Regions from separate parts of the Homo sapiens genome. Here region 2 is linked to region 1. A link is an interaction called in ENCODE POLR2A ChIA-PET data of the cell type or tissue named here. Cell type or tissue: PC-9. All regions are shown on one strand. Links, peaks and the distances in the headings refer to the core of each region. The heading gives the core; the rest is flanking DNA. Region 1 has its middle 15 kb from the start of RNF220. Region 2 overlaps RNF220 (ring finger protein 220).

Region 1 (2,919 bases), core at 298-2,797:
CTCTTCTTAATTTACATATAATCAATCAATAAACAAACATTTTTTCAGTGCTTACTGTGTGTTAGGAATTATACTAGGCTGTTTGGGGGAGTGATACAAAGTACTGTACATTATCAAATCAAAGATAGTTTAGATTATAAGATGCATCCCCATTTCAGAGCTGTTAAAATGTGGAAAAATATGCATCTTAAATTGATTATATATAGATAAAAAACAAAAAGCTTCCACAGAGAGAAAAGAATGGAATATATCCGTAAAAAGTACCAAGTGAGTATTAGAGACAAAAAGGTTCTCAGAAATTCAGTGGAGCAAGAAGTTACAAGGAGCTGAGGGTGGTGAGGAAAGTGCACTGTGTATGATACTGGCCTAGTTCTGCTAATGTATTTTCTATTGATTCTATAAAGTGTTGGCAAGGAAAGGACAAATTAAAAACTAAGCTTTATACTTTACCTCCTGAAATGTGTGACAACTTTCAGTTTTGTTAAGACTTCTGAATTCTATCACTATACCAACTCGAAACCAATTTTTATTGTTGACATTAACTTAATAAAAACAATTACTTAAATTAAAAATTAAGCAAATATAGAATATGCTAAAATAAGAGTAAAATTTGGGGAAAATGGCCCAAATAATTTAAATATTTAACCTGTAAGAACAAGTGAAAATATTTAAAAATAATAGTTTAGCTGTTATATCTATACTTGGGGAGTAAAATTAAAACTTGTAATACAACAGATATCCGAAGTTCTAAACTGTATCTGCACCTATAGATCTAGGGTCAAGAAAAGACCATTCTTTGGCCAGGCGCGATGGCTCACGCCTGTAATCCCAGCACTTTGGGAGGCTGAGGCAGGAGGATCACGAGGTCAGGAGTTCAAGACCAGCCTGGCCAACATGGTGAAACTCCATCTCTACTAAAAAATGCCAAAAAAAATTAGCTGGGCATCGTGGAGCATGCCTGTAATCCCAGCTACTCGTGAGGCTGAGGCAGGAGAATTTCTTGACCTGGGAGGTGGAGGTTGCAGTGAGTCGAGATTGTGCCACTGCACTCCAGCCTGGGCTACAGAGCAAGACTCTGTCTAAAAAAAAAAAAAAAAGAAAAAAGAAAAGGCCATTCTTTTTTTTTTTTTAAATATGAAAGGCTTCACAAATGTTTGTGTCATCCTTTGTGCAGGGGGCCATGCTAATCTCTGTATCATTCCAATTTTAGCGTATGTGCTGCCGAAGCACTCCTGGGCCACCCTTCACTTCCTCCTTTCACATCCACCCTATCCCAAGCTACAAACATCCAGACCTCCAAGCCTTGATTAAACAGGGTACCAGTGGATCCTGGGTCTAATCCAATCTTGTTAGAGCCACTGTTCATCCCTCTCCTCAAAGAGCCTTGAACTTCAAGCTTTTTTGTTCCCTACTATTATCCTCTGCTGCATCTCCTATGACTAATCACATCTCTGCGTGAGAAGAAATGTTTGCAGGACTTTCCAGACCACAGCTGACTTTTTTTTAAGCCCTTGTGTCCACTCTTCTCTGAGGGCTAAGTGAGACTAAACCTATCAAGTTTCATTCCTATTGTCATAGGTCAAAGCTCCAAATATAGATACTTTGTCTCTTCCCATATTTGTCCTATATGAGCTATCATTCCTAAAATGCTACATACTTCCTTAAGTGTGGAAGTATCCAACCCCTCTCTTCTCTCCCTGCCAAAACCTTCCATTTGCCCTTTGGAATTTCAACTCTCCTGTGCCCTCAAACACTTTTCTCTGAATGTTCCTGCCACCTCATGCCTTATCTAAACCTGGCTCTCTCTACACCACTTACCCTGCAGCTCCCTCAAGAGAGATCCGCTCATATTCTTACACCTATGTACTGTCAGGAGATGAGGATGCTTCCCAGTGCTACTCAGAGTCCACTGCTTTTCCACCCTTTTGTGAAAACCCCTACTACTCTCTCCGTGATTGGTAACTGTAATCTCCCCACCTCACAGAAGACAGTGGCACTTGGCTTACTGTCTTCTCTTGTGCCATGAGTACTGCCATCATCCTAAGTGACTTCAGAATCCTCAAGAGAGACCCAGAGTATCTCCCATGTCCTCCTACATTGCTATTCAACCACCCGCCTTCACAGTCACCCCCTGGATCTTGTCATCATGACCTAAAATTCTCTCTACTTCTAAAATCACTAATTCAGATAGTCTACTTTCTGACCACAAGCACCTATGCTTCCAGCTCATTATTAAGCTAGTCCAACTGCAACTATTCTTCCCTTTCATTTGAATATCAGTTTATTGACCCCTTTCTTTCTATTACTCCCTTCTTGTCTTCACTTCCCCATTTGTCGAGCTTACAGTTCATGGCCCATCATTTCATTTGCTCTCTTAGAATTACCCTGAACTCTCTCCTTAATTATTCTCTTTCCTGTCTTCTGAAACACCACACTCTCCCAATTCCTCTTATCTCTCCAGCTGCCCTTTTGCAAACATTTTTGCTGACTCCTCCTTTGTGTTCTATTAAACCTTTAAGTAGGAGAGTTTTTCAGGGATCTGTCCTAGGAGTGCTTCCCTTTTCATTCAATATCCCTTCCTGAAGTAATTTTAACTTTTCCTATGGCTTCAGTTACTAACAACATGCATATGCTCCTCAAATATACCTTGCTGTTGGAGTTCTGGACTGATATATCTAACTGCTTACCTGACTTCTTCAAATGGATATCTCCAAGGTACCTTCAACTCAGCCTGTTCAAAAGTAAACTCATCAATATTCCATTAAATCTATCTCTGCCAGAAAGCTGAGCCATCTTTGACATTTCCTGCTCTCATCTCTCCATATTTAAATAATCATGAAGGCCTGTTAATTCTGTCTTCAAATTATTTCTCAATTTTTTTCACTTTTTTTTCCATCTCTACTGCCATCCCTCCCAACC
Region 2 (2,919 bases), core at 127-2,626, 130 kb before region 1:
TGGGGAGAAGGGAATGCATTTGAGATAGGATTTAGAGGTAGACTGAGGGGCTGAGGAACAGGGAAAGGCTGAAGAGTGATTCCCAGGTTTCTGGCTTGGACAAGTGGATGGGGAGGTGCCATGGGAAAAGGGGAGAGGGAACAGTTTTGGTGGGAAAAATGATGAGCAGCATTCTGGACTGGTGAGGGCAGAGTGTCTGTTAGAGATCCATGTGGTGGTGGTAAATAGGCAGTGTGGAGCTTCAAAGAGAGGTCTGAGGTAGGGTTAGCATGAGAATGGGGACAGGAGAGGACAAAAAGGTGAAGTTAGGTGAAGAAATCATTCATCTCTCTGAAACACATTGACTTAATGTATGGAATGGAAATAATATGAAATGAGATCATGTAAAACCACATGGCATATAATAGACACTCCATAAATATTGGTTTCCTTTCCCTTCTCTTCCTCTTTCCCTTCACTTTCCTCCCATCTTCCTTTCTCTTGGTGGTTCTTCGATCCCTTTCTTTTTCTCACTATCCTTATACACTGCACACAGCTATCACAAAAATGAGGACAGCAAATTTCTTAGAAGCTGCTAAACATATTAAGGAACAAGGGGTCAGGAATAGTTGACTTAAAATTCATGCATCCAACTATCATGCCATGTCCTTTGCTGGGAACACCTTTCCTTTGCTCTTTGGCTGCGTAGCAAACTTCTTAAAGATTCATTTTAAGCTTTGCTAATTCTGTGAAGTCTTCCTTAAGGTCTCTAGTTGATTTAGGTGTTTGCTTCTTCTAGGAGGTGCTGCATCTTACATCTATCTTAGCACTTACCATAGTGTTTTGACATTACCTCTTTGGCTGGCCTGTCTCCTTGGTAGACTATGAATTCCTTTAAAGGAGAACTGTTTTTAAACCTTTGTATTTCCAGCACTTAACTTAGACGAGGCAGTTTATTTAAAAATATGTTGCATCATCTCCAAGGCTCTGAGATTCCATAATTTTAAGCAAAAAGTTTAGATGAGTGAAAAAGCAAACAACACCCATATCTCCTTTGCTATCCTTTTAGAAGGAGATGGTGTAGCAGCTAAGATCACATTCAAGGGAGGCAGATCTGAAGGTTTTAGCGTCTCATCTTCAGATCCGCACTGACGGGCAAGCCAAGTGATACCCAGAGGCACCTGAAGCCAAGTCATTTATTTCAGGTCCGGGTGAAAGGACTGTATTTTAGGAAAGTGTATGTAATTTACAATTTTAATATTCCTACACAGAGGTAGCAGATAAGGACAAGGTTGCCATCTCTGTGCTAAATGTCAAAGGAGGAAACTTCTGTAAGCTGCTGCTGTTTCCTAGACTCTTGGAGCATCTACAGAGCTCGGAGAACTCTGAGATTGCCAAGAGAGCCTTCTCATACTGTGTGATTTTCATGGATGGAATGTTAGCCATTTTCCCCTATACTGGCACCCTCAGTTCATCACACAAAGGGAAAATAAAAGGGAAGTGACTCAAATTAAATAGTAGGTCTGAAGAGCTTTGACTCAGCATGATACCTGGAATAGAGCAGGCATCCTATAAATGTTGGGACAAATAAATGGTTCTGAAACCCCAAATGCCTCAGTTTTTCTTTAAGAACCTGTATTCTCACCACAAGCAATGACTTCTTCATTCCTAGAGCATGCCAATCCTGTGGATCATTTACAACTTTATCTGCTATTACTGTACCTAACACAATAATCACCACACAAACTACACCTACATTATTCAAGAACCATCTACTCAATTGTGTTGACCTCAGTTAATCTCAGCAACTGCCACAGCTCTAAGAGCCCCATTTCCATTTGATTCTATACCCTGCTACCCTTCTCCCGTCCCCAGTGACATCCACCCCGTGTTCTGGATTCCCCTAGTGGTCTTGAAACCTCCTGGTTTGTCTGGGCTGAGATTTTCTTCAAACATTGAGGCAAAATGGGAAGGGAATAGACTGTTGGCTTGGTCCCTGCTGCTGATAGCTATACATTTCCATTCAACACCAGCCTCCTGGACTTGCCTTTCAGAACTTATTTCCAGCCTTCATAGCCACTCCCTGGAACAGTCTTGCTAGGTCTTCCCTTTCTGTGTTTGTTCCCCCATGACTGACCCATTTTCAAGGACTGGTCCTTGTTCAGCCCAGCTCCTACCCCTTTGCTTCTTGACTTTAAACTCTACCTGCCCTGCTGGACGTGCCAATCTTTGCATCTGGAGCATGAGAGGTTACTGTAGAGGTTATGCACACAACTAGTAAAGCATGAACTTCAGAACCTCTAAAGCCACTCCCCAATCTGTGGTTCTGTGACTCGGGTACTTCCCTTGAGCTCATGTGAATAAAACATTCAATTTTGTTTCATTTATGGGTCTTGTTATCATGTTAGCCAAAAGATATATCTTTTTTAAAAAAATCTAAAAAGTAGCCCAATAGCTGGCTAGTTCTTAGCTTAGTCCATAGAGAACACCTAAATCCCAAGTAAAACAGGGAGCAGCAGGACATTCTGCAGGCCGGAAGAGGAGATCGTTTCAACACTAGCATGGTCATCAGCATTAAAGAGTCAGTTGGGGTTTGACTGTAGAGCTTCTAGTGAAGCTCACAATGGAGGAAGCCTAAACCATTCTGAACCAGGGACGAATGCCTAATATTCTAGCTTCACTGCAACCCCTGAAGTCTTCCTCTCAGGCTACATTTCCAACAGGCAATGAAGAATCAATTATCTGAATATTCTAGTATTGTCTAGTTAGACGAAAGTCTGATTGATCAGCATTTTCTACTCAGGAAGGCACGGGCTTCCAACATCGCAGCTGTCCCTCCATAATTCCATTATTTTAGGCCGCTCATTTAACAAATCCTGCAAGCCTGCTACGTGGGAGGCACTGTGCTAGGTGCTGAGATTATGGCACTTAACAAGAGAA

The links. ChIA-PET counts read pairs that join two places held together with the same protein. Peaks named below come from ENCODE experiments on the same cell type or tissue, not always from the same donor. Only the 100,000 strongest peaks of a DNase experiment are listed, where the experiment ranks them.
Region 2: POLR2A ChIA-PET joins it to region 1 with 5 read pairs; 6 of 35 experiments call an interaction of 5 or more read pairs at or near these places.

Annotation. Positions count from the first base shown.
Region 1 is chr1:44,389,033-44,391,951 of GRCh38, reverse strand. It overlaps the pseudogene RNU6-369P. Among named protein-coding and RNA genes, the nearest start is that of RNF220, 15 kb to the left of the region's middle. In PC-9, for the core only: no CTCF peak of the experiment used is centred there; a DNase peak (open chromatin) is centred at 1,501.
Region 2 is chr1:44,514,179-44,517,097 of GRCh38, reverse strand. The region is part of intron 2 of RNF220 (ring finger protein 220); the gene reads right to left. Among named protein-coding and RNA genes, the nearest start is that of MIR5584, 30 kb to the left of the region's middle. In PC-9, for the core only: no CTCF peak of the experiment used is centred there; a DNase peak (open chromatin) is centred at 1,537; H3K27ac peaks cover 525 bases.